2 separate regions of the Homo sapiens genome follow, and region 1 is linked to region 2. Evidence: read pairs that join two places in POLR2A ChIA-PET (ENCODE). Cell type or tissue: Caco-2. All regions are shown on one strand. Links, peaks and the distances in the headings refer to the core of each region. The heading gives the core; the rest is flanking DNA. Region 1 holds the start of LOC101928419 (a long non-coding RNA gene). Region 2 has its middle 78 kb from the start of IL6ST-DT.

Region 1 (4,395 bases), core at 252-4,251, 51 kb after region 2:
ACCACACCCAGCTAATTTTTGTATTTTTAGTAGAGATGAGGTTTCACCATGTTGGCCAGGCTGGTCTCGATCTCCTGACCTCGTGATCCACCCGCCTGGGCCTCCCAAAGTGCTGGGATTACAGGAGTGAGCCACCACACCCGGCCAGTGTTCCACCACTTTTTAAAAAAGATTGTATGCTCCACGTGGGAGGGGAATGGGAGCCTTTCACTCACTGTGTGGTTCTGGCACATATAGAGGCTCCCAACAAGAAGGTCGAATAAATTGGTACTTTTGTGATACTGCTTTCTTTATTGTACCAAAGACAAAATAATTCTGGGTAGAATTAGACCCTGAATTTTTTTAACTCTGTGAGTAGAAATAAGAATTTCCACTATTCATTTAAAGAGCACCTACTGTTTTCTAGGAGGTCAAGGCTTGGCTTTGTCTTGGATGAAGGACTCTGCCTGTGTTTTGGTAACCTGTCCCAGTGGGTTTTTAAGTGTGCCTAATGTACAGCAAATACTTCGATCTAAAACAGAAGTTTGAGAAGCTGAAGCTTAGCTGAAGCATATAAAAAGTCAACTTGCTGGGAGATAGAGTTGCATCTCTGAAGATTATGTTTACTCTAAAAAAATGTTTCTTAAGTGTAGATTTATAGCTGCTCTGTGCCTATGCATTATTATTTTTGGAAGCTGTGGACTTGTAGTAGCTTAGGCAGTTGCCAGCAGGAGATCAGAGTTTGAGAGCTTGGAGGTGGCCTAAAGACGATTAGCCCTGGCCATCAGGTCATCCTGGAAAATACTGTGAAAAGGTACTGGACGTTTGATTCTACACATAGTTGTATTCAAGATTGAATAAACTAGGCCAGGCACGGTGGCTAACATCTAGAATCCCAGCACTTCGGGAGGCTGAGGTGGGTGGATCACTTGAGGTCAGGAGTTCAAGACCAGTCTGGCCAACATGGTGAAACCCCTAATCTACTAAAAAAAAAACAAACCCAAAATTAGCCAGGCATGGTGGCGCACACCTGTAGTCCCAGCTACTCGGGAGGCTGAGACAGGAGAATCGCTTGAACCAGGGAGGTGGAGGTTGCAGTGAGCTGAGATCGTGCCACTGCACTCCAGCCTGGGTGACAGGGTGAGACTCTGTCTCCAAAAATAAAAGATTGAATAACTATATTTTGGATTAAGTACTGATGTCACAAAACTATGTTCTGATTTTTTTCTGGGGGTGTAGGGAGAGGCAAAGGGCAAAGGGCAAGTTGACATTCCTTTTTTGAGATACGGTCTCACTCTGTCACCCAGGCTGGAGTGCAGTGGTACAATCACAGTTCACTGCAACCTTCACCTCCTGGGCTCAAGCAATCCTCACATGTCAGCCCCCTGAGTAGCTGGGACTACAGGCATGTACCACTATGTCCGGCTAATGTTTGTATTTTTTGTAGAGATGGGGTTTCGCCATGTTGCCAAGGCTGCTCTCGAACTCCTGGGCTCAAGGGATTCATCTGCCTCAGCCTCCCAAAGTGCTGGGATTACAGGTGTGAGCCTGGCCCACATTCCTATGAATGGGGTCTTCTGTGCAAAGAATGACTATCCCTCTGGTAAGTCACTCGGGAAATGGGCAGTCCTGGGGCAGGAAAGGAGGTCATGGAAGACCTCTCCTCAGCCTTGTGCAGGGCCTGAACCTTGGGCAGAAGGGCACTTCTGAGAGGGCCAGGTGGTCTCTCAGGCCTGGAGGCAGCCTGGCAGCTGGACAGAGAAGGGCTGGGTTGGGTATATCTGTGAACGGGGTTGGACATGAGTATTTGGAGAGCATATATGTATGTATATTGTGTGGCCCCAGAATTACCAGGTACAGATTGTATCTTCTGTCAATTAAACACCTTTTTCCTGTTATGCTAGAAGCAGCAATTTTATAACACGTAATAGGGCCATGTATTTTTCAACACAGTGATCAATCACACTGCATATTTGAATGTGGCAGATGTGATTAGTTCCATTCTATGTGAGAGAGGTCTCCAGGAGACATTTATTCTGAAACAGGACGGGTCCCCAGCAGATTATGTCCTCCCATTTAGACAGTGTATTGCCAATAAATTCAGCAGATGGAGGGCTGGATGTTGATCTAGTCAGGCTTACCAACATGTGATGATTCACTCAGAAGCTTTGTGAAATACTCCTTCATGACAATTACTAAGACCGACTGTTTAAATTCCTCTGACCATCAACATGGAAGCGATCCAGAAGAACAGGGTTTTGCTGAGTAACGAGGGGAGCATATAGATAATCTCTAATATACTCATGTCCTTGGGGCCAGTCTGTGGTACCTAATTTCAAGTTGTCTAAACTTTAGCTCCTTCTTATCTCTAAGCTTCAGGATGTCCTGCAAACACAGCCAATCTGCCTCAGCTGTCACAGCAGGGGGCTAAAGGGCAGGGCCCATGATTCAGAAGGAATTCAGCAGAGACAAGAGTGGGCGGATGTGGTGGCCGCTGAATGGCAGGAGATAATGGGTCCAAGGATGCAGCGTTGGTTGAGCTATCAGTGACTGAGGAATGATTAATGAAACATGTAAACATTCCCCAGAGAATTCCCAGAAATACACAGAGAGCAGGACTTGGTAACAGACTTTCCTCTCTGAAGACAAGTAAACTGCATATTAAAGCGGACTGTGACCTCATAGACTGATGAAATTTGAAACACTTAAGCTACATATGCTGCTTCTGGGTTATGTGTTCTGTGTCATATCTTAGGTAAGTACTACAATGTTTTAAGTACCATAGACTTATGATGTGTTTTACTATCTGGGAGGCCTAGTTCTTCATATTTTCCTTCTACCTCTTTTTATTACTACTTTACTTTTCTTTCCTTTTCACAAAAACTTTCAATAGGAAAAACTTTCACTAAAAAAGAGAAGAAGGAAAGGGAAATCACAATTATTGTAAATACTTAAAGCACATAAACCTGTGCAAACTTTGAAAAATTAAACTATTTATTTTTGTTTTTTTTAATTTTTTTTTGAGACGGAGTCTCGCTCTGTCATCCAGGCTGGAGTGCAGTGGCACAATCTCAGCTCACTGCAACCTCTGCCTCTCAGGTTCAAGCAATTCTCCTGCCTCAGCCTCCGGAGTAGCTAGGATTACAGGCGTGCGCCACCACGCCCGGCTAATTTTTGTATTTTTAGTAGAGACAGGGTTTCACCATGTTGGCCAGGTTGGTCTTGAACTCCTGACCTTGTGATCTACCTGCCTCAGCCTCCCAAAGTGCTGGGATTATAGATGTGAGCCACTGTGCCTGGCCCTGAAAAATTCAACTATTAACAGAAGCTTATAGCTTCAGCATGAAGGCAGAATTTCATGTTTTGCTGCAGAAAACGTGGAAAAAAATGGAGGCTAGGATTTGATCAGTACATGAGGCCTCTGAATTGAGTACTGGATTGGAAAGGACTCTTCTGGATATTTTACTTCCTTTTGAACTCTCCTTATCTTTGTACTTTCTTTTTTCCCCTTAGTTTTACTTTCCACCATGAGGCCTAGAGAATTGGATTTTCTTTGCTAAGTGGGTGGTATTGCAAAATGGGAACTATTCTGTTCAAAGCTGGTTCTAGGAGTGTTTTGAAGTAGATGAACTTTCCCTCAGCCTGCCTTTCTGAAATTTGTTCTTTTTTTAAAAAATGGTTAATTCACTTTTTTCCTAATGTAGCTTATGTTCTTCTACTTTCTTACTTGCTTAGGATCAACATCTGCTCTTAGGAAAACACTTACTTTTTTCTTTTTTCTTTTTTTTTTTCAGACAGAGTCTTGCTTGCTTAGTAACCCAGGCTGGAGTGCAATGGCGCGATCTTGGCTCACTGCAACCTCTGCCTCTTGGGTTCAAGCGATTCTCCTGCCTCAGCCTCCTGAGTAGCTGGGATTATAGGTGTCCGCCACCACACCTGGCTAATTTTTGTATTTTCAGTAAAGATGGGTTTCGCCATGTTGGCCAGGCTGGTCTCAAACTCCTGACCTCAAGTGATCCACCCATCTCGGCCTCTCAAAGTGCTGGGATTATAAGTGTGAGCCACCACACTGGCTGGAAAATGTCTACTTTCAATGATTTATACTTTAATTTTACTTAAAGTCATTTAACCATCTCCAACTTCTGAGACCTATGTAGAACTCCCCATTTTTTCCCTGAGTTAAAAGAATTTCAGGTATTAATAGAGAAGATTAGCGTGGCCCCTGCGCAGGGATGACACACAAATTTGTGAAGTATTCCATATTTTATAAAATAATTTTTAAAAAAAGAATTTCAGGTATCTGGGAGTAGGAGGTGCTTTCTTGGGGCATCTAAAATTATGATAAGTAGGCTGGGCACGGTGGCTCACGCACGTAATCCCAGCACTTTGAGAGGCCGAGGCGGGCGGGTCACCTGA
Region 2 (4,395 bases), core at 200-4,199:
TCTTCTGAGATTAAGTACTTTACCAGAAATGCTTACAGAGAAACAGTTCCTGATTGTAACCTGCTATCCCTTTCCTACCAGCAACTAACCCCCAGCACTAGCGGGGGCCTGTGCAAGTGAGGCCCCCCACCTAAGCTTAAGTTTCATTAATTCACGGCTATGTAGAAAATCGTCTCAATTCCCATACCGAGTCCATCATCATTTCCTAGAAGACTAAGCCTCTTCCTTCTCCTTGATACTGCACACTTTGAACTGCTGTTGATAAGATCCCAAATAAATCAATGCCTTTATTTCTTTGAAAATGACTTCATATCCATCTGGAAGAAATAATAGCTCCCAGTCTCATTCTTTTTAAAGTGATCATGTGTCCCCATTCAGCATGCAGGGCTCTAAATTTGGGTATCCTTGGCTGTCATGTGACAGAATTTCCCTAGAAGTGTTTTGGGACTAAACGGGAGGAATGTGAGATTTGCTCTGTTTTGTAAAGCAAACAGCAGGAAGTTGGGAAAGTCTGATAAATCTGAATGCATTTTCTGTACTATCTTGTCCTCTATTCAACTCAATTTTATTTTTTCTTCTTGGATGAGGAGCCATAATCAGGTTTCCATTGACAACCTGTGAAAATGTTGACTACAGTTTTGTAACTGAGTTGAAAGCAGAAAAGCCAGATGGAAAAACAATCTCCAACCTGAAAAGTAAAAAGCAAAATGTACTTCTAGAAAAATATTGCACGTGACTTGGAGAAAAATTAGAATAGGATCTGCCTATTTTAAAATGAAACCTCAAGCATGTGGTTTAGGCTTAGGGTGTTTCCTCTTTTTTTCTTGTAATTTTACTCTGAGATTGAAGCAGTGTTGGCATATTTGCCACACAATAGGTTTCCTGTAGTAGGAGGAAAGAGTCATAGGTTGAGTTTATATGAAAAAAGGCAAGGCCCGCTGATGATCATTTAACACAGAATGTAAAATGATCAGATTTTTTAAAAGTAAAATATCAGTTGAACGTAGGAAGATTCCCCAATATGCTATGGTGCCTTGTAGTAACTGAGTCCTTGCAGCTGCTTCCTGGCAGTGATTCCCTCCCAGACCTCCAAAAGGTTGTATGTGCTGGGGAACCAGGTAAGTGTGAATACCCAGTAGGGACAGGGCTCTGATCCAGGGCTGGAAGGCAGCGCCTGGGATCCTCAGGGCTGATTTAACAACCTTCTGATCCATGGGTCTCTGGGGAAACATTTTAGAATTGACATCTTTGCTTGGAGACCACAGAGCTGCCGATAAGAACATAGCAAGCTTATCCACAAATGTGTTTTTATAGGAAATTTTGTGTGGGAAAGAAATGGGGAGGAATATACAAGAAGAAAAGAAAGAAGGAAGGGAAAGCAAACTAAGCTCAGGTCCAACGTAGGGAGAAGAAACACTTGTTAATTGTTTTGAGGCATACAACTACAATGAACTCTCAGTAAGTCAGAATAGTCTCAAAGAGATCTGATCTGAATTAAAATGTAAACTAGACAATAATTTTAAAGGTAAATATAAATTTATTATTTTAAAGCATACTCCTTAATACTTAAATAGCTGAGAAAACAAGTAGAAATCCTCCTGGGATTGCTCAAATGCCTTAAGGAAAAAAATTGTAATGAGGACAATTAATTGTTCTTATCTAAATAGGTGCTGCTAAAACTACTTTAAGTATTTGAAAACTTCGTTTCCTTAAGAAGCTAAACATGATTTCAGCATTTGCTTTGCAAATCTTATTTTTCAAAATATTGCTTTGGCAGATTTTGGCTTTCTACTGAAATTATAAATTATTCTGTACTCTTTTAGCAGGGTGAGAAAGAATGTGGTCTTATTCCATGTGGGATAGATTAGTATACTGTAGCCATATATGTACTAGGCTCTGTACTGATGTCTCTCTTTTTTTTTTTTTTTTTTTTTGAGATGGAGTCTCCCTCAGTCTCTCAGGCTGGAGTGCAGTGGCGCCATCTCGGCTCACTGCAACCTCTGCCTCCCTGTTTCAAGCAATTCTTCTGCCTCAGCCTCTCAAGTAGCTGGGATTACAGCGCCCCCACCACCATGCCTGGCTAATTTTTTTGTATTTTTAGTAGAGACAGGGTTTCACCATGTTGGCCAGGCTGGTCTCAAACTCCTGACCTTGAGCGATCCACCCGCCTCAGCCTCCCAAAGTGCTGGGATTACAGGCATGAGCCACCGCGTCCAGCTTGGATTTCTATTTGTGTTTTTTTTTTTGGCATATGTTTTTTGAGATTAAAAATTTTTTTTGAATTGGTAAAACATTTGAAAGAAATTGAAGAAACCCAGTAAAACATTTAAAAGAAATTAAAGGGCATGAAGTGAGATGTACATAAAATAAGTCTCCTTTCCATTCTTGTTCCCTAACCTTTTTCCCCAGAGTCCCCCATGGCTCACCAGTTTCTTATGTGTGCGTTTTAAGATATTGTGCTGAACATTTAAGATATAATATCTCATTTAATCCCATGTGGTAATTGACTACATATTGTCATCTTCATTTAATAGATGAGGTAACTGAAGCACAGAGCATACTTGCCCCAGATCACAAGGAAATAAGAGAACCAGGATCAGAACCCGTGCCAGTGCATCACTGCTTTACATCCTCCGCATTATCTTCACTCCAGATGGCCACAAAGCCTGGTCTCTACTTTCTTGTCCCCACCCCTCTGCTTGTTTAAATTTGACTCATGCTTTAAGGCCTTGTTTAGAATAATGACAGCATTTACTGAGTGCTCACTATGTGCCAGGCACTTACATACACTATCTTATTTAACCTTCATAATAGCCTTAGGAGGTAAGTAAGTATTATTATCTCCATTTAAGAGAAGTGAAGCTGAGACTTAGAAAGCCACATAGCTAGTAAGTGGCAGCGTAACACTGCCATGCTGGTCTGATCTGAGGCCCTAACCTCCCACCTCCCGCCCATTCACTCACAAGGTTCTCCCCAGTTTGCAGTGATTTCACTTCTAGGAATAGCCTTAGCACTTCTTATCACAAACCACGATGGTATTTGCTTGCAAATTTTTCTGTATTGTTCTTTGGCAGTTTAACCTCCTAGATTCTTCTCTTTCAACCTTGCTGTCCACTCCTAGAAAGCAGACTCTATTTGTAATGCTCAATCATAATGCAATTGTACAAATCCTACTGAGACCTTACAAAATAGAACAAGAAAATGGACTAATGAAAATGGAACTCTTTAAACTTCAGTCTGGAATTACATCATTGGCATATTTAGCTTTTGAAAAACCAAATATATGTGCACTAGAATAAGTGAGAGAGGAAAAAGGCAACTTGGTGAGGTGGTACTGTCTGCCATTGCTCTCCAAGGCTCATGCCCCAGGGTATGCACCAGGAGGCTGGCACCTGCCTTTGCTGGATGGGCTCTCCATTCCATGGGTTCAGAGTACCTAAGTACCTGTCTCTGAGTGTGACTCTATTGCTTCAAGATGAATTTCTCTCTCTCTCTCTCTTTCTCTCCCTTCCTTCCTTCCTTTCTTTTTTTTTTTTTTTTTTTTTTGAGACAGAGTTTTGCTCGTTACCCAGGCTGGAGTGCAATGGCACAATCTCGGCTCCACAATCTTGCAACCTCCACCTCCTAGGTTCAAGCGATTCTCCTGCCTCAGCCTCCCGAGTAGCTAGGATTACAGGCGTCCACCACCACACCCGGCTAATTTTGTGTTTTTAGTAGAGACAGGGTTTCTCCATGTTGGTCAGGCTGGTCTCGAACTCCTGACCTCAGGTGATCTGCCTGCCTCGGCCTCCCAAAGTGGTGGGATTACAGGGGGTAAGCCACCGCACCCAGCCTCTCTCTTTCTTTCTTGTCTCACTCTCTTGCCCAGTCTGGAGTGCAAGGTACAATCATGGCTTACTGCAGCCTCAACCTCCTGGGCTCAAGTGATCCTTCCACCTCAGCCTCCTGAGCTGCTGGGACCACAGGGGCATGCCACCATGCCTGGTTATTTTTTATGTTTTGTAGAGATGGAGGTCTTGCTATGTTGCTCAGGCTGGTCTGGAATTCCTGGTTTCATGCGATCTTCCTGACTCAGCCTCCCAAAGTGCCAAGATTACAGGTGTGAGCCACCACGCCCTGCTTCTTTTTAAAAAATACAACATTGGCTGCAAGGTGGCTCATGCCTGTAATTCCAACACTTTGGGAAGCCGAGGTGGGAGGATCACTTGAGCCTAGGAGTGCTAGACCAGCCTGGGCAATATAGTGAGACCCAGTTTCTACAAAAAATTTTTTAAAAAATTAGCTGGGCATGGTAGTGCATGCTGGTTGTCCCAGCTTACTTAGGAGGCTGAGGGAGGAGGGTTGCTTGAGTCCAGGAGTTTGAGGCTGTAGTGAGTTATGATCATGCCACTGCAC

The links. ChIA-PET counts read pairs that join two places held together with the same protein. Peaks named below come from ENCODE experiments on the same cell type or tissue, not always from the same donor. Only the 100,000 strongest peaks of a DNase experiment are listed, where the experiment ranks them.
Region 1: POLR2A ChIA-PET joins it to region 2 with 10 read pairs; 9 of 35 experiments call an interaction of 5 or more read pairs at or near these places.

What each region holds. Positions count from the first base shown.
Region 1 is chr5:56,121,525-56,125,919 of GRCh38, forward strand. All of the region lies in intron 8 of ANKRD55 (ankyrin repeat domain 55), which reads right to left. LOC101928419 (a long non-coding RNA gene) reads left to right here and starts at 2,577. Exons shown (of 2, transcript XR_241794.2): 1 at 2,577-2,734. It also overlaps the pseudogene RNU6-299P. RefSeq lists a silencer at 748-920. In Caco-2, for the core only: no CTCF peak of the experiment used is centred there; a DNase peak (open chromatin) is centred at 2,427.
Region 2 is chr5:56,070,548-56,074,942 of GRCh38, forward strand. No RefSeq gene overlaps it. Among named protein-coding and RNA genes, the nearest start is that of IL6ST-DT, 78 kb to the left of the region's middle. RefSeq lists an enhancer at 3,421-3,922. In Caco-2, for the core only: a CTCF peak has its summit at 2,040; a DNase peak (open chromatin) is centred at 1,984.